Regions from separate parts of the Homo sapiens genome. Here region 2 is linked to region 1. Evidence: read pairs that join two places in POLR2A ChIA-PET (ENCODE). Cell type or tissue: PC-9. All regions are shown on one strand. Links, peaks and the distances in the headings refer to the core of each region. The heading gives the core; the rest is flanking DNA.

Region 1 (9,101 bases), core at 2,632-7,631:
TGTATCAAGGGCCAGCAAACAAAAGAAAACTCTGTAAAGGCCCAGGTAGTACATGTGAGGCTTTGGGAACACCGGTCTCTGTCGCAAGGCACAGCTCTACTTCTCTGAGCAGCACAGGACGCACGAGCATGGCTGTGTCCCAGTCAAACCATCGACAAAAGGGGTGTGGCCGGCCCCCGCCCTGTGCCCTGAGGAGGAGACCCACAGACCAGAGGGACGTGCGGCGCTGTCTGTTTTGCTCTCTCTTCTGTGTTCTCTGTTGTCCTCGCATGTTCTGGTCTTGGGAGCCAGACCAGCGGGAAGGAGACCGAGCACCTCACCTCAGGGACAGGCAGCCGCACGTCCACCCAGGGAGATGGACATAGTATGCTCAGCCTGGCCCTGCAGGAAGGTTACTGGCTTCACGGTCCAAAGCTCACACGGGCCTGCGTGCCCACATCCCCGCAGCACACGCCTGAGAGACTGCAGTTGCAGAGCAGGAAGTCACTGCCAGGCCCGTCCCAGGGCCAGGGTGAGGCCGTGAGTCAACACCTCTGCGACGTAGCTCTGATAAGGCCAGGCCCGCTGCCCCCAGCAGGGCCTGCATGGCCACCTGGGCAGTGAGCACACAGACCAGGGTCACTGGGTGAAGAAATAAAGAATAGGTGGCTCCACAGCTGCCCCGGGACTCAGTGCAAACACTCACCCACAAACATGAGACAAGAGAGCTGGGGAAGGAGGTGGCCTGGCCCCAACTCAGCTCTGGGGCCTGACAGATCCTCAGAGGCCCAGGAGCCATAGGAATGACCTCAGGGAGCAAACTCAACACCTTCAATTCACAGGTGGGGAAAGTGAGGTCTGGAGAGAGTGCATGTGCCCAAGATGCTGCAGCCCTGCCCTCTGCACCTGCACTGCACAGAGGTTGCTCTGGGACGGCGCTGCAGGCTCCAACCTACACCAACTCCTCTGGGCAAGCCCTGCAAAGTGTGAAGGCTGGCCCAGGAAGAAGTGTCTCCTCTGACCTTCCGCAGTTAACCCAGGTGTCAAGTCTATTCCTTAGTTTAAGCATGGTGTGTTTAATACGTTATTAACACTGCAGATGGCCGGGCGCGGTGGCTCATGCCTATAATCCCAGCACTTTGGGAGGCCAAGGCGGGCGGATCACGAGGTCAGGAGATTGAGACCATCCTGGCCAACACGATGAAACCCCGTCTCTACTAAAAATACAAAAATTAGCAGCCAGGCGTGGTGGCTCAGGCCTGTAATCTCAGCACTTTGGGAGGCCAAGGCGGGCAGATCACAAGGCCAAGGCGGGCAGATCACGCCTATAATCCCAGCACTTTGGGAGGCCAAGGTGGGCGGATCACAAGGTCAGGAGATCGAGACCATCCTGCTAACACGGTGAAACCCCGTCTTTACTAAAAAACACAAAAAATTAGCCGGGCGCGGTGGCGGGTGCCTGCAGTCCCAGCTACTTGGGAGGCTGAGGCGGGAGAATGGCACGAACCCGGGAGGCGGAGCTTGCAGTGAGCCAAGATGGCACCACTGCACTTCAGCCTGGGCAACAGAACGAGACTCCATCTCAAAAAAATTAATTAATTAATTAATTTTTTAAAAAATTAGCTGGGTGTGGTGGCACATGCCTGTAATCTCAGCTGTTCAGGAGGCTGAAGCAGGAGAATCGCTTGAACCAGGGAGTTGGAGGTTGCAGTGAGCCGAGATCACACCACTGCACTCCAGCCAGGTGACAGAGCGAGACTCCATCTCAAAAAAAAAAACCAACCTAACAAACAAACAAAATACTGCAGAATGGAAGATTCCTACAGCTGCTCAGGGCCTTTTCAGTTAAAAAAAAAATGACACAAAGCTAAATGGACTAGATGGTGGGGAAATGCAAATAAAGCCTTTAGTTCAGTTAACAGTACTGCACCAAGGTCAACGTCTTCATTTTGATAAATGCGCCAGGTTATGTGAAGTGCCCCCCTGAGGGGAAGCCACAGGGCTTGCCCAGAGGAGTTGGTGTAGGTTGGAGCCTGCAGCGCTGTCTCAGAGCTACCTCTGCAGAGTGTGGGTGCAGAGGGCAGGGCTGCAGCATCTTGGGCACGTATACTGACTCCAGACCTGTTTCCCCACCTGTGAATTGAAGAAGAGTGTACGGGGCCGGGCGCAGTGGCTCATGCCTGTAATCCCAGCACTTTGGGAGGCCAAGGCGGGCGGATCACGAGGTCAGGAGATCGAGACCATCCTGGCTGACACGGTGAAACCCTGTCTCTACTGAAACTACAAAAAAAAAAAAAAATTAGCCAGGCTTTGTGGCGGGCACCTGTAGTCCCAGCTACTCGGGAGGCCGAGGCAGGAGAACGGTGTGAACCCGGGAGGCAGAGCTTGCATTGAGCTGAGATTGCACCACTGCACCCCAGCCTGGGCGACAGAGCAAGACTCCATCTCAAAAAAAAAAAAAAAAAGTGTACGGAAACACTCTGCTATCTCTGGCCCTCTGCTGTAAAGCTCAAGTAGCTTTTAAACAATGACACTGCTATTTCTGAGTTCCTCCACTACAACGTTCTCGGAGGTCCCGTCCCCCGGGGCAGCCACAGTCCCAAGACTATGGAGCTCCGAGAACTACCCAAGCAGAGGCTAAAAGCACAAGAGAAATTACTTGGAAGCAGAGAAAACCAGAATAACTATATTTTAAATCTTGATTTCAAAAACACATTATTGACCCCCTACTAGCACAGTTATTTAGCAAATGAGAAGGAACGTTGCAAAAAGAGGCCTTAAGAAAGGGCATGAGAGGCTGGGTGCGGTGGCTCACGCCTGCAATCCCAGAAAGGGCATGGGAGGCCGAGGCAGGCAGATCACCTGAGGTCAGGAATTCGGGACCAGCCTTGGCCAACATGGTGAAACCCCATCTCTACAAAAATACAAAACTTAGCCAGGTGTGATGGCACATGCCTATAATCCCAGCTACTTGGGAGGCTGAAGCAGGAGAATCGCTTGAACCCGGGAGGTGGAGGTTGCAGTGAGCCTAGACCATGCCACTGTACTCCAGCCTGGGCGACAGAGCAAGACCCTGTCTCAATTTAAAAAAAAAAAAAAAAGAGAAAGGGCATGAGGGCACAACCCGCCCCAGGCACCTGCCAGTCTCTCTCAGAAGGCTCAATAAAATCCATTGTCTCCCCTTCCCGAAAACTTCTACTTAAGTCCAACTTATTAGAAATTTTCCTGGTTTAACAATCAAGTCATCCAACTCAAAGGAAAAAAGACAGAGAAAACAACATAATCTGTCTTCTTAAGCAAGTGTAAGCTGGGTATAACCGCCTGTGCTGCAACAGGCTCGTGGGTGAGAGGGTGGGCGCCAGGCCCTGGCTTCCGCTGTCTTCATTTTCCTGACAAGCAGGCATCCTCACTGGAGGGCCTAGGGTCCTGGGACCCTCTGCAGCCTGCAGGGCTATCATGGGCCAAGGCAGCACCCAGGACAGGATAATTCTGCGTGATGATCAATGCCTTCCCCTCTGCGACTCTTTCCGCTCTCGACTTCCAATCTAAAAGTTCTGAAACAGCCCAGCATGGCTCATGCCTGTAGTCCCAGCAGCTCTGGAGGCTGAGGGGGGAGGATCGTTTGAGCTCAGAAATTTGAAGCTACAGTGAGCTAAGACTGCACCACTGCACTCAGCCTGGGTAACAGGGCGAGACCCTGTCACTAAAAAATTAAAATAAAAAAGATTTGAGCCAAAAAACCACAGACTTCAGAAACCTCAGAAACAAGACCCCGTTTCAGATCAATCATAGCTCTAAAACTGTTGCTCATGGGCAAAACAACAAAACATTGAGAAGCCAAGGTAAAGATGGGAGAGGGGAGGTGTCTTTGCCAGAACTAACCTAGCCCCCTGCTGTGAGACCAGCTCAGTGACCACAGCGGCTGGAGTCCCCAGTCGCTTCAGAACACGGCTCCTGTTCTGCAACAGAAACCCACTGGCAGCTCTGCCTCCTGCTGAAAATGCTCACAGGTCTCTAACACCATGCCAACCTAGACCAGTGACCGAGTAAGTCTCAGTGACCAAGAGAGCCCATGGCCCTCTCTGATCAGTCCCCCAAGGGAGGATATTTCTAAACACATAGAGGCAAGTCTGTGATGCAGAAAATATGCACAGCCTACGAACAGGAGAGGGTCCCTGGGGGTCCCTGACCCCAGGCCTTCCCTCTCCTCATCTCTGTCGTCCCCGTGTGCTTCCTGAAACCTCTAGTCCTAGACTCCTGCCACCCCTCGCACCAGTCCTCCAACACCAGCTCATCTCCTGCTGCTTCTCTCTCCGTCCTTCCTGCCTTCAGGAGCCATCCTCCCTGCCCACCCTACCCCACTCTGAAGCAGCGCTGCCCAACACGTTTTCACCTAGAAGCCCTACAGTACTTCAAGGTCAAAAGGTTTCAAACTGAGCTAAAAAACAAAATAACATTACTGAAAAGCCCGCTTCCACTGCCCACTTCCTGCCTCCACCCTTTCTCCATTCTCGTACCCTGAAACCTGGCACCATCTCAGATGCCCTTCTCTCGCTCCTTCCACACTTTCAGCCAGCCAGGAAGAGCTGAGTCCTTGCTCCCCAGTTCCTCTTCATCCCCAGCACGCCAGTCCCACTGTTCAGGCCCCAAAAACTCCTGCCAGCTGCTGCCATCACCTCCAAACGCACCTTCCTTTGTGCCATTACAGCACTTTAACAGCCTCGCCCTGCTCAGGAAGCGTACAGTGCCCCGCAGCCAACTCCATCAAGTTTAGACAGGCCTTTCAAAGTCCCCGAGATCCTTCCCCACAATCCCTCTCCAGCCTTCCTGCCACCCTGCACATATCCTATGTGAATTATACGCACTCCCTCCGTCATCACAGCCCTGAGATAGGTACTACTGCAACCCCTTTCAGATGAGAAAGCTCAGACTCAGGAAGGTTCCATTACTTGCCCTAGATCACAAGGCTGCTAAGTGCAACACTGAAACCCGCGCATCCAACTCCAGAGCTTCAATTCTATGATGCTGCCCAATAGGGTCAAGCCAGACTCCAGGCTGGCCCACTCACACAGCGCTCTGCTGATCTAAGATGCTCTCTCTTCTCCCAGCAAAGCTACCTCAATCCCACCCAGCATCCAGGGTTCAGCTGTGTCCCACCTTCTCCCTGAAGTGTTCCCTCACCCTCCATCTCTCACGGCTGCCCACAGTTGAAACCATTACAACAGATGCAGTCTGCACTACACAGCAGAGTGCCTGACGGCGAACGGCTTGGCACGTGGGAGGCATACAAAATCATCTACCAAACTCAACTTCCACTCGTTATTCCAAAAGCGTTTGTGTTGTTCCCTCAAGTTGGTGGAGAGATGCTAGGCAAGGGGCTCCATGCTTCCCCACCTGCCCAGCCGGGTCAGCATGCCAGCTGAGGAAGTCCTCGGCCCAGCTACCCAGGCCAGGAAGACTTCCTAGAAAACCCCTGCCGGCTCTCAACACTGCCTCTTCTTCTTGCTGGGGCCACATGTCAGTTTCCCCTCCTGGCCCATGCAGCTTTTCACAAGAGGCATCTAATACACTCGCAAATTCTGGCCTGCCTAGAGCCGCGGGGCCCTTGGAAGATCTGTCAAAGGCAAGGAAATAAACTGTCCCCTGAAGGTCCCCTTGACTCTTTGGGCCCTTTCTAAATTAATCTCACTTTCACAGGTGCTTTAAAATATCACAGATGTGTTTCCTAGAAAAACTAAACACACCTTTACTGGAATGCCTATCCCCAAAATGGCATCCATAATGCAAATCACCGTGAGCCAGGTCTCCCCTCATTATTCATCTTTTCTTTCCCAAAAGACTGCTTCCAAGCAAGGTGAGGTTTGTGGAGTGTCTAATCCAAATGAGACAGGAGCTGGAAAACTTCCGTCGGTCTCTCCACAGCCTCATCATCACCTCCCTCAACTCCTCACCATCACCTCCCTCACCGTATCACTTCCCTCACCCCATCACCTCCCTCAACTCTTCACCATCATCTCCTTCACCCCATCACCTCCCTCACCCCATCACCTCCCTCATGAGCTCACCATCACCTCCCTCACCGTATCACCTCCCTCCACCCCATCACCTCCCTCAACTCCTCACCATCACCTCCCTCACCGTATCACCTCCCTCCACCCCATCACCTCCCTCAACTCCTCACCATCATCTCCTTCACCCCATCACCTCCCTCAGGAGCTCACCATCACCTCCCTCACCATCACCTCCCTCATCAACTCCTCGCCATCATCTTCCTCACCCCATCACCTCCCTCACCATCATCATCCTGGGACACACTGCTCTCTGTCCCCTCCCCTTCTCTACTCTCACTCCCTTGGTAATCTCATCCTGTCTCGGGCTTGCGAGAGGATGCAGGTATGAACAATGGCCTGCTCTAGACCTCAGCCCAGTCCTCTCCCCTCAACTCCAGACCCCTACTCAACCACTTGGCATGCCCGTTTGGCTATCAAGCAGGTACCTCACACATGACCTGCCTCACACCAAACCCCTGGTCCTGTGCCTGTGGCCTGGCCCATCTCAGGACACAACAACTCCAACCGTCCAGGTACACAAGCCAGGAGACTGGGAAGAATCTATTTAGATTCACCTCAGATATTCTACTAAATCCAAAGTTCTCCACCAGTACACACACCCCAGAAATAAAACAAAATTTAGAAGGAAACGCAACATACAAAGTCACATAGGCATAGAAAACCTCCTGTCTCGAGGTGCCGGGAACTGTCCTTTCAGAACGCAAGACAGCAGGCATCCCTGCTGTGGGGCACTGCCCATCCTGCGGCCACTGACAGGTCACTCCACCCCCGCCCCCACCGCGAGGCTCTGTGGGGGAAAGCAACTGTCCACTCGCCCGCAGGACACGCTGCACCAGTTTTCAGGATTTCATTGCAGGGGCTCCACTGTGGATCCACACCACACCCTCCCCACACCTGCAGCTCCCCTCCCACCCCCAGAGGCCAGCACTGAGCCTCAGGAATGGTGCAGGTCCAGTAACTTTCGATGCCTCTCATTTTTACTAACTCACTCTTCCCTGTTTTTTTCTGTTTTCCTCCATGTTCTCCTATTTTCCCTGCAATGGTAAATGGTAAGCGAACCACTGAATTGCAACATTGAACTTTCTCCCCCCAGCGTTGTCTCTTCCTGCTGTCTGTGGCTCTGGCTTTGGCCCTCTGCTTCTGTAGCTGGGGCACAGCAGTTCCTGGCAGCCCCATCCAGAAAACCTTCTCCCTGGGACCTGGTCCTTGAGGCCACAATGCTTGCTCAGGCCTGGCCAGCTGTAAAGCCATGTCCCCACTAGATGCACTGAGCACCTCGGGACCACGGCACCAACACAACTTTGCCCACTAAGTGCCTACCCCTCCCACATAGGGCTCACGAGGGGTTCAGAAAGCAGGGCCAGGAGGGCACGGCAGGGGAGGCGAGCAGTCCGCAAGCACTCAGCTGCCCTAGGACTGCTGCACAGAACCACAAAACAGATACAATCCGGGTAAGCAGAGGTCGTGAGAACACCTCAAATTGCTGTCCTGCAGCGAGAGGGACAGAGATGTGAGGGAAGCCAGCACCAGCATTCCCACTTCTACAGAACCCAGCAACACCAGCATCCGCAGCAGGGGCCCAAGGGGTGTGAGAGACACCTTCATCTCGGTCTCCGCAAACCACCACGACGGTAGGCGGGTAAGACCGAGAACTTCTGGTACTACACATCCTGCTGCTTGTTCAACTCATGCCGGCATCTCCCACATGAGAATTGACAAATTAGGATCTGAGCAGTAGTCGGGGACTTTAAATCTCCCAGCCCATTCTCACACTGTTGTTTTTATTTTTCCAATCTGTATAAAAATAATCTCTTCTCCTTTGGCCCAAAATGCCGGCCTGTTGCCTGACAGCCTGGCTCCCCACTTCCTGACCACATGACAGCAGGCAAGTAAACAGTTCCCCAGACCCTCAGTTTCCTCATCTGCAAAATGGAGAGAGGCAGAAGATTCATCTCACAGAGTTGCTGGCAGGTGCGGGTGGAATCATAAACATAGTGGTCAGAACAGCGTGGCAAGAACTCAGCCAGGCTAGCTATTAGAAACGATGGCTGTGCTTTTTCTCCTCTACTTTTTCTGTTTGAAAGCATTTTGGATTTCATTCTAACAACATCTTCAAAGACCCCACTGTATGAAGTCTCCCCTCCAGCTGGCTGCCGCAGAGGTGGGAGCTGGCATTTCCTGAGCACCTATTTGGTACCAGGCTGGGAGCTTCCCTGTAAGACAGGCACATCGGCCCATTTCACAGGTGGGAAAACACAGGCTGGGGTGAGAGGATGCAGGCCCACTGAGGCCCCAGGCAGCAGGGTGTGGAGGTGGGACTGGAACCCACAAATGCACACCCAGAATGTGGAGGTCGGGGCAGAAAGAAGGCCCACCACTCCCTCACATTCACTGTTTGGCCCCTCACTAAAATCTTTCCTTTTCAAGTAACCTACCAGCTAATGGGTTTTGAAAAGAAACTTCTCAAAGGGAGCAGGATAGGAACTCTAAAATTTCAATCAGCCAACTTGGGTATAAGTCATTTCTCTAGCTATTCAAGAGTTAAGTACAAGCCAGGCGCAGTGGCTCATGCCTGTAATCCCAGCACTTTCGGAAGCCGAGGTAGGTGCATCACCTGAGGTCAGGAGTTCAAGACCAGCCTGGCCAACATGGCAAAACCGTGTCCCTACTAAAAATACAAAAATTAGGTGTGGTGGCGCGCACCTGTAGTTCCAGCTTCTTGGGAGGCTGAGGCAGGAGAATTGCTTGAACCTGGGAGGCAAAGGTTGCAGTGAGCTGAGATCGCACCATTGCACTCCAGCCTGAGCAACAGAGTTCGCAAAGCTATTATGTGAACATTCAAGGCCTAACCACCTCAAAACACAATTTAATAAACAATGGTCTAAGCTACCCAAGGACTGGTGAGTTCATGTGTATCCTTTCCAGATTGCAAGCCCAGTGACTCACACGCAGGAGCATGTTGGTCAGTTCAGCAAATATCCTACCCAGGCCACAGGGAACAAGGAAGTAGGTCAAACGCTGGCCAGTGAGCCCCATTTCAGCACAAGCAGT
Region 2 (9,101 bases), core at 1,699-6,698, 200 kb before region 1:
AAGTACAAGACGCTGCGGCAGATCCGGCAGGGCAACACCAAGCAGCGCATCGACGAGTTCGAGGCCCTGTAACAGCCAGGCCAGGACCAAGGGCAGAGGGGTGCTCATAGCGGGCGCTGCCAGCCCCGCCACGCTTGTGTCTTTAGTGCTCCAAGTCTAGGAACTCCCTCAGATCCCAGTTCCTTTAGAAAGCAGTTACCCAACAGAAACATTCTGGGCTGGGAACCAGGGAGGCGCCCTGGTTTGTTTTCCCCAGTTGTAATAGTGCCAAGCAGGCCTGATTCTCGCGATTATTCTCGAATCACCTCCTGTGTTGTGCTGGGAGCAGGACTGATTGAATTACGGAAAATGCCTGTAAAGTCTGAGTAAGAAACTTCATGCTGGCCTGTGTGATACAAGAGTCAGCATCATTAAAGGAAACGTGGCAGGACTTCCATCTGTGCCATACTTGTTCTGTATTCGAAATGAGCTCAAATTGATTTTTTAATTTCTATGAAGGATCCATCTTTGTATATTTACATGCTTAGAGGGGTGAAAATTATTTTGGAAATTGAGTCTGAAGCACTCTCGCACACACAGTGATTCCCTCCTCCCGTCACTCCACGCAGCTGGCAGAGAGCACAGTGATCACCAGCGTGAGTGGTGGAGGAGGACACTTGGATTTTTTTTTTTGTTTTTTTTTTTTTTGCTTAACAGTTTTAGAATACATTGTACTTATACACCTTATTAATGATCAGCTATATACTATTTATATACAAGTGATAATACAGATTTGTAACATTAGTTTTAAAAAGGGAAAGTTTTGTTCTGTATATTTTGTTACCTTTTACAGAATAAAAGAATTACATATGAAAAACCCTCTAAACCATGGCACTTGATGTGATGTGGCAGGAGGGCAGTGGTGGAGCTGGACCTGCCTGCTGCAGTCACGTGTAAACAGGATTATTATTAGTGTTTTATGCATGTAATGGACTATGCACACTTTTAATTTTGTCAGATTCACACATGCCACTATGAGCTTTCAGACTCCAGCTGTGAAGAGACTCTGTTTGCTTGTGTTTGTTTGTTTGCAGTCTCTCTCTGCCATGGCCTTGGCAGGCTGCTGGAAGGCAGCTTGTGGAGGCCGTTGGTTCCGCCCACTCATTCCTTCTCGTGCACTGCTTTCTCCTTCACAGCTAAGATGCCATGTGCAGGTGGATTCCATGCCGCAGACATGAAATAAAAGCTTTGCAAAGGCACGAAGCAGCACGGGTGTGTGCTTGTGTGTGGGGTGGGAGGGCTACCGCCGACTCGTCTGGGCTCTATGCTGTCCTCTGGCCAGGTTTCGTGAGGGGCCGTGGTGTCCCTGGGGGTACACTGGTAAGTTGGAGCTGACCAACCCAAGACATGGTGCTCCATGGGTCACCTAACCTCCTCGAGATGGTTTCCACAGGAGAGAAAGACTGCTCCAACACTCATCAGGCTCCTCTAAAATGCTCCTCATAGCCGGGCACAGTGGCTCACACCTGTAATCCCAGCACTTTGGGAGGCCGAGGTGGTCGGATCACGAGGTCAGGAGATCGAGACCATCCTGGCCAACATGGTGAAACCCCATCTTTACTAAAAATACGAAAATTAGCCTGGTGTGGTGGTGCATACCTATAATCCCAGCTACTTGGGAGGCTGGGGCAGGAGAATTGCTAGAACCCGGGAGGCGGAGCTTGCAGCAAGCCAAGATCGTGCCACTGCACTCCAGCCTGGTGACGGGGAGACTCCGTCTCAAAAAATAAAGTGCTTCTCACAGCGAAGCTGTGACTCCCCCCCCCGCCTTGAGACAGGGTCTTACTTTGGCCCAGGCTGGAGCACAGTTGCATGATCGGGGCTTACTGCAGCCTCAACCTCCTGGGCTCAATCCTCCCGGTTCAGCCTCCTGAGTAACTGGGACTACAGGTGTGTACCACCACACCTGGATAATTTTTTGGTTTTTTTGTAGACAGGGTATCTATGTTGCCTGGGCTGATCTCACACTTCTGAGCTCAAGCCATCCACTGCAGCCTCCCAAAGTTGCTGGGATTACAGGGGGGAGTTACCATGCCCACCAGCCGGCCTTTTACCTCATTTGATAAGCACTGGAGGACATGGGTAACAACGTTTATTAAAATCTGGCCATTTTCTACATCTCAAAGAGGAGATAACCCACCAGAGGCTTAGGTAACATAATTGTGTTTAACGTAAATATACACAGATACCAATAGGCGGTTAAGCCATGGGACAGGGCCGCAGATGGAGACTGCTCAAGGTCAAAGGGGTCTCCAGCTGGGACCCTGCACCTGGTTCGTAGCCCCTCTGCAGACGCACAGTGCCTCACGCCTGCTGCAACCTGGAACCTTGAGGCCTTCATGTCAGTGCAGGACAAGAGTCATGTCTGTCCATAGATTGGGGCTGGAAAGGACTTTCTGCCACTGGAGCTTCGATAGTGAGCATGCATCCCCGCCAACAGCTGTGTCTCCCTCTGTAAGAGAGGAAGACAATTTAGCCATGGTCGGGGAGGGCACCACTTCATCCCCTCTCATCCCTTTAAAAATGATGACCAGCCAGAAGTTTTTCACCTCAAGTCCACATTAAAAGGCCAACCACTGATGACAGACGCCGCCACCACCACTCCCACCCCAACAAAGCTGGTGTTGAGACTGGGATTCACGCAGGCATCCTCTGCTCTGCGAGGCTCTAACAGCCTGGAGTTCTGTAGTTTGAAAGTGAGGCGAGGACTCTGGTTTGGTGGGCTGGGTCTTCACCAAGGGAGTGGATAGTTGCACACCAGCATGGCTAGCTGGGTGGGGCCGTCTCAGACTGGGGGCTGGGCTTGCCCATGGGAAGGGATTCTTAGAGGAAGACAGTATGCTTTGGACAAAATATCTTTGAAAAGCAATGGAGCAGTGAAGCTTATTTCTCTTCAGTCACTGGTTCTCAGTTGGAGGTCCTTGGAGATGTGTGCAGGTGTTTTTGGTTGTCATCATGTCAGGGACACTGCTGGCAGCCAGAAGCAGTGCCAGGCACAGAACCTCACAGCAGAGGGCTGTCCACCTACCATGCCGGCGGTGCCCTGCCGAGCGGCTCTGGACAGCACTGCTGTTCTGACCACTTTTGATGAAGTACTTTCTGAATTGCCATTTGTTTAAGAAGATATTTTCATTTAAGAAAATAATCCTTTTATGATTGACGCCAGAAACAAAAGCAAATACTGTACCTAGCCCGTTTGGAGGCCTATAATTTTTGTTTCTTTAGCAGATCTAAATCTGATTTAAATTGTCAAAATACTTGGCTGTATTATGGCTCAGCTGTAGAGTAAAAACTAGACTTAGGCATTTCCAATTAAGGCAGGCTAGGCAATTTCAAAACCAGTTAAGTCACTGCCCTGGTGGAAGCATTTTCTTTGCACGGTACCCATTAGGATAATCACAAAGTATAAACGTTTGGGCTCAATGTCTCAGACTTACTTGAACCAAGTCTGGTTCCTCCAAGCAAGCGGTCGTTCATTCCAAAGAGGGCCTGATCCCAGACAGTTAACTCCAAGCTTGACTGCCTCAGCTGAGCTGGGGTTACGCCACTGAAGACAAATGAGTGTTTCCACTGGGGGCAAGCCTGCTTCCTCAGGACTGGCGACTTCAGTCTCAGTTTTTGTTGGTCTGGCAGAGTGAGACAGCTGAAGAGGGAACACAAACCCTGCAATCATTGCCATCCACACGGCCTTCTCTCCTGAGGCCTGTGCGTCAGTGCAGACGGGAAGCACTAAGAAAAGTGCCAAGTCCACAACATCCACACCCTCCCCAGTGAAGCAGGGTGGGAACCACAGGACTCGGCACATTTCCCTTAGGGCCGAATTCTGCATCAGGTATGAAGGGCGAGCTGCATGCTGAGGCCTCGTGGCCCTCATCTTAATCTTTCCTCCTTGGGGTGCCTCCCACCATGACTGCAGATACACGTTATCTCCTTTTAACCCTGTTCTCAGGAAAATCAACTCAGACAAGCTTGTCCAAGGCCATGCAGATAAGCAACAAGATTAGAACATAAGCTCAGTTCTCCTTTTTTTGAGACGGAGTTTTGTTCTGTCGCCCAGGCTGGAGTGAAGTGGCACCATCTCAGCTCACTGCAACCTCCTCCCCCCAAGTTCAAGGAAGACTCCTATCTCAGCCTCCAGAGCAGCTAGGATTATAGGTGCCCGCCACCACACCCAGCTAATTTTTGTATTTTTAGTAGAGATGGGGTTTCATCATGTTGGCCAGGCTAGTTTTGAACTCCTGACCTCAGGTGATCCACCTGCCTCAGCCTCCCAAAGTGCTGGGATTACAGGCACGAGCCACTGCGTCCAGCCTGAGTTCTATCTTGACCGTCATTTTTCCCTATGTCACTGACGGGGAGTTTGCAATTCAATGTAATAATGGTATTTGCCTTACTTTTAGAGGGGCCAATGCACCTATACTGAATGAGAATGAAATGTGGACAGTCATGCGTTTTACTGTTGGTCCAAGAGGAGATGTTAAGCTTAGGAAATATTTACTGACCACACCACATTTTCATGCTTGATTTCAAAACTGGCTTCCTGATATCACAGAACTGAGAAGATTAGGGTTTCGAGTACTCCAGCATGTACACATCCCGTGAATTTTTGGAAATCAGGGTCTTTAATATGTGTTGTTAGATTTTCATAGGAAAGCTAAAATAAGACGTTTTAAGTGGCTTACGTTTTTTAGTGTTCGCTGCAGGTTCTGGGCCATGTTGTGATGTATACTAGATCACCAATAAATATTTGATTACATCGAATACCTACCCCTTAACAAATGAGTTCAAGGTGCCATCTGGCCGCACAGGTAAATTCTTGGCTCCTAGCACTACCAAACAAAGTTGACCATGAAGTGATGGCTGATCTGTCCCTGGAAGGAAAGCCAGTATTCACTGTCAAACCATGTCTCCTGATACGTTAGTATGCAGTACCACCACCCCAAAACCGAGAGCTCAGCTAGAGAATCTGCTACAGCCCTCAGACCCCGAGAGAGCAGATGGGAGTGGTGCAGTGGGCTCTGCTGGCCCTGCCCACAGGCTGTGGCGCTGCCCACACCGTGCCGCTCTGTGGTCAGGTGGAGGACAGGATGGAGGGATTACTAAGATCCTAGAAAAGAGTAAAGAGGAACGCAAGGAGAGGGAAGATGCCGAAGTTTGAGTCTAGTTGTAGCCAGAAGTTTGGGGGAAAGTGAGAGCCCCGAGACCCTGTCTAGGAGGTTGGGATGGCCATGGGGCACTTGCTGCTGGTCTGCTGGTGACCCCGTGAACTTGGGTAGCAGAATTTCCTCTTCTAGCCAAATAGGGAGTCAGCAAAATACACAACAGAAATGTGCATTCTGGGCCGGGCGTGGTGGCTCACGCCTGTAATCCCAGCACTTTGGGAGGCCAAGGTGGGCGGATCATGAGGTCAGGAGATCGAGACCATCCTGGCTAACATGGTGAAACCCTGTCTCTACTTAAAGAAAAAAAACAAAAAATTAGCCGGGCATGGTGGCAGGTGCCTGTAGTCCCAGGTACTCGGGAGGCTGAGGCAGGAGAATGGCATGAATCAGGGAGGCGAAGCTTGCAGTGAGCCAAGATCGGGCCACTGCACTCCAGCCTGGGTGACAGAGCAAAACTCTGTCTCAAAAAAAAAAAAAAAAAAAGAAATGTGCATTCTCCCAGTCCTCCTTCCCCGCCCTCCTCCTCCTCCACCCTCCTGCTTTCCACACGCCCCACGTTATTGAAGGAGTAAAATCTCCATAGGGTCCCTGAGGACCCTCCCTCCTGACCTACTTCTTTTGCTGGGCAGCAGCTACCCACATGCCTGGGGGCGGGGATTTATCTCGTCTGAGCCCTGCAGGTACCAGTGCTCTTGGCTCCACATTGTCATGGAGCCTCTGCTCTTCAGGAGGGGCCACGGTTTCCCCAGAGACCATCCAATCTGCCCCTGGGAGGAAGGCCTAGGGCAGTGTCCTTAGAGGAGCGTAGAGAGGGCATCAGAGGCCTTGTCTGCTTCTGGTCACCCGTTTCCCCCACTACGGGCTCCAGAGAACCTCTCCCGGGCTCGCTGCATGGCTCAGAAAGAAGAGCTGCTGGAGCTGGGCACGGGGACGTAGAAAGGAAATGCTAGAAAACTTTCACCCCACCTCAGTCTGCCTGCAGCACCAGGCTCTGCAGACAATGACACAGACAATGTCCAGGGAGCTGGAGGCCACTGACCTTCTTGAGCCTCTTGGAGTTTTCTGGGCCGTGAAGGGAGAACCAGCTTAGCCCGGACTGTGAGCTCTCCATTACTCTGAGGAACGCTGTCTTCGTATTTCTCCGCCTGGGGACAAGAGGCAGAGCTTAGGGACAGGATTCCCCAAGTCCCAAGAACCTTCTGGGTTCCTCTGGTTGTCTCAGCTTCGTCCACAGATGCTTCCCCCTGGCCCCTGCAAGGCCCTGGGTGGAGCAGGTGTGTCCGTGGCAGGACTGGTCTTCCTTCCATCTATGGTTTCACTCCCACCCTCCCCAACCCCAGCATGGGGAGGAACAGCTTGGCCACCCCAGCGAACCAGAGCCAGATGAGCCTGAGGAAGTGAAGGGACTCAAGGGCACTGCACACTCCCTAAGACATTTCTACGAAAACCCAGACACAGCCTGAGTTTGAAAAACAGAAATGAACTCAAGCCTCCACCCCATCCACCCCACCCAGGTCAGTAGAGATTCACGCTGCCCTTCCATGCCAAGGACTGGCACAGACACTGGGGACAGCATGGGGTGTAGTCTCTGTCCAGAGCCACAGGGGGTGGCCCCTCAGGGTGTGGTGAGTCTGAGGACACCTCCCTGCCCACCGAGGCACTTCTGTCATGAGTGGTTTTACCAGAAAGTGAGTGAAGAGAGGGCCGGGAAAGAGATGAGCCTGAAATCCACACCATCCTTCTCCCAGTGGGGTGGGAGGAGAGTATTGGGAAGAGTCTAGAGCAGGGTGTGTCCAGTCTTTTGGCTTCCCTGGGCCACACTGGAAGAATTGTCTTGGGCCACACATAAAATACACTAACAACAGCTGATGAGCTTAAAAAAAAAATCACAAAAAAACTCATGTTTTAAGAAAGTTTATGAATTTGTGTTGGGTTGCATTCAATGCCATCCTGAGGCCAAGCATGGTGACTCATGCCTGTAATCCCAGCACTTTGGGAGGCCAAGGTGGGATCACCTGAGGTCAGGAGTTCGAGACCAGCCTGGCCAACATGGTGAAACCCCATGTCTACCAAAAATACAAAAAAATTAGCCAGGTGTGGTGACGGGCGCCTATAATCCCAGCTACTAGGGAGGCTGAGGCAGAGAATCACTTGAACCCAGGGGACAGAGGTTGCAGTGAGCCAAGATCACGCCACTTCACTCCAGCCTGGACGACAGAGCAAAACTCCGTCTCAAAATAAACAACAACAACCAAAAAACAGAGCCGTCCCGGGCTGCAGGTTGGACAAGTTTGGTCTTGACACATCCGGTCCACCATGGCTCCTGCCAGCACTGAGAAGCAGCCCTCTCAGTTACCCTCAGAGGCCTCAGGACTCCTGGGAGCCCGCGTGGGCCAGCCCGTCTTCCTGGCCCTCGGGTGCCAAATGAGGTATGGCTGCCTCCAGCCTCAGCGGCCAGAAACCGAGGCGGAACAGAGCCCAGGGGCGGGTCTGTGGGCGGACTCCCCACCCTACTGGCTTTAGGAGGGATGCCTTGCAGCTCTGTGCCACCTGCAGCTCTGTGCCACCTGCAGCTCTGTGCCACCTGCTCCTCACCCACTTGCCAGAGCAGGCTCAGTCTGATGAGGCCTGGTGGCCGCCTGTCCTATGCCAAGCCCTGTGCTTGTTCCAGGCCTTGTCTTCGAGCTGATGACAGAGGTGTGGGAGAGGCAGGGTGCACGGGGGATTCAGCCTCGGACAGAAGGAGTTCAGGCTGGAAACTCAGGGCGTCCCGGAGGAGCCAATGCTGTTCTGAGAGATGACAGAGCGGGGGTGAGAGGAAGGCACGGAAGGCATGGAAGCCAGATGCTTCACCCACCCGCAACGTGGCTGGGGCAGGAGCAAAGGGACACTGAGGCTAAAGATCAGGCCGAGATGGCAGGCGTCCTGAGCTCCGGGTCCTGGAAGGGAGGCCACTTCTGGTAGGGGTAATCAGGAATGGCTTCCTGGAGGAGGTGGGTTTTGGGTCGTCTTGGGCTGACCTTGGATAGGGGATGCATTCCAGGTAGGCACTGGGAAGGGGAGGTCTAAGCCCGGACTCTAGCTTGGGGGAGTCAGCACAGGCAGTGGGAGAGTGGGCATTGCCTGGAGGAGCAGGGAGGGGGCAGGTGGCTCACCAGGAGGCCTCAGCTGAAACCTGAGAAGCTTCCAGGCAGAGATAATGCGAATCCCAGCTGCGCTGGCTCCGGAGAGGAAAAGAAGCCAGATGGCCCTTGTGCCTTATGTCCAGGTCGGAGCAGAAGGCTGGGCCTGCCGTGGGCCCTTGGCTGAGGGGAGTAGTCCATCCCGCTGGGTTTTTTTTTTTTTTTTGAGACAGAGTCTCGCTCTGTTGCCAGGCTGAAGTGCAGTGGTGCAATCTCGACTCATTGCAACCTCTGCCTCCCAGGTTCAAGTGATTCTTCTGCCTCAGCCTCCAGAGCAGCTGGGACTACAGGCGTGCACCACCACACCCAGCTAATTTTTGTATTTTTAGAGAGACGGGGTTTCACTGTGTTAGCCAGGATGGTCTCAATCTCCTGACCTTGTGATCTGCCCGCCTCGGCCTCCCAAAGTGCTGGGATTACAGTCAAGAGCCACCGTGTCCAGGCTCCCCACTGGGGTTTTTAAAGAGATGGCAGAAGCCCACGTTTTTCATCCCTCGTGGTCTCACATGAACTCTCTCCCAGTCCGGGATCTGGACACAGCAAAGTACAAAGCAGCGTCTCCGAGAAATGCTAACCTCTCTCCCAGGCCTCTCCTCCTACCTGCATAGCCTGGGGGACACGGATCCTAAATGGAGTCCATCAGCTCCTCTGACCCACCCCCAGCCCACGTGCTATCTATCTCCCGCCGTGCAATTCCAAACCAGGAGCTGGAGCCCCA

The links. ChIA-PET counts read pairs that join two places held together with the same protein. Peaks named below come from ENCODE experiments on the same cell type or tissue, not always from the same donor. Only the 100,000 strongest peaks of a DNase experiment are listed, where the experiment ranks them.
Region 2: POLR2A ChIA-PET joins it to region 1 with 10 read pairs; 1 of 35 experiments calls an interaction of 5 or more read pairs at or near these places.

Annotation. Positions count from the first base shown.
Region 1 is chr6:158,563,577-158,572,677 of GRCh38, reverse strand. All of the region lies in intron 1 of TMEM181 (transmembrane protein 181), which reads right to left. Among named protein-coding and RNA genes, the nearest start is that of TMEM181, 8.0 kb to the right of the region's middle. In PC-9, for the core only: no CTCF peak of the experiment used is centred there; no DNase peak of the experiment used is centred there; H3K27ac peaks cover 456 bases.
Region 2 is chr6:158,757,885-158,766,985 of GRCh38, reverse strand. SYTL3 (synaptotagmin like 3) reads right to left here. Exons shown (of 18, transcript NM_001242394.2): 15 at 6,241-6,346; 16 at 4,808-4,910; 17 at 3,477-3,682; 18 at 2,115-2,491. The coding sequence ends at 2,382. MIR3918 (microRNA 3918) reads left to right here and starts at 2,233; the gene lies at 2,233-2,325. EZR (ezrin) reads left to right here. Exons shown (of 14, transcript NM_001111077.2): 14 at 1-1,238. The coding sequence ends at 72. RefSeq lists a silencer at 3,835-4,129 and an enhancer at 7,268-7,943. In PC-9, for the core only: a CTCF peak has its summit at 3,526; DNase peaks (open chromatin) are centred at 2,875, 3,516, 3,834, 6,295 and 2 weaker places; H3K27ac peaks cover 4,862 bases.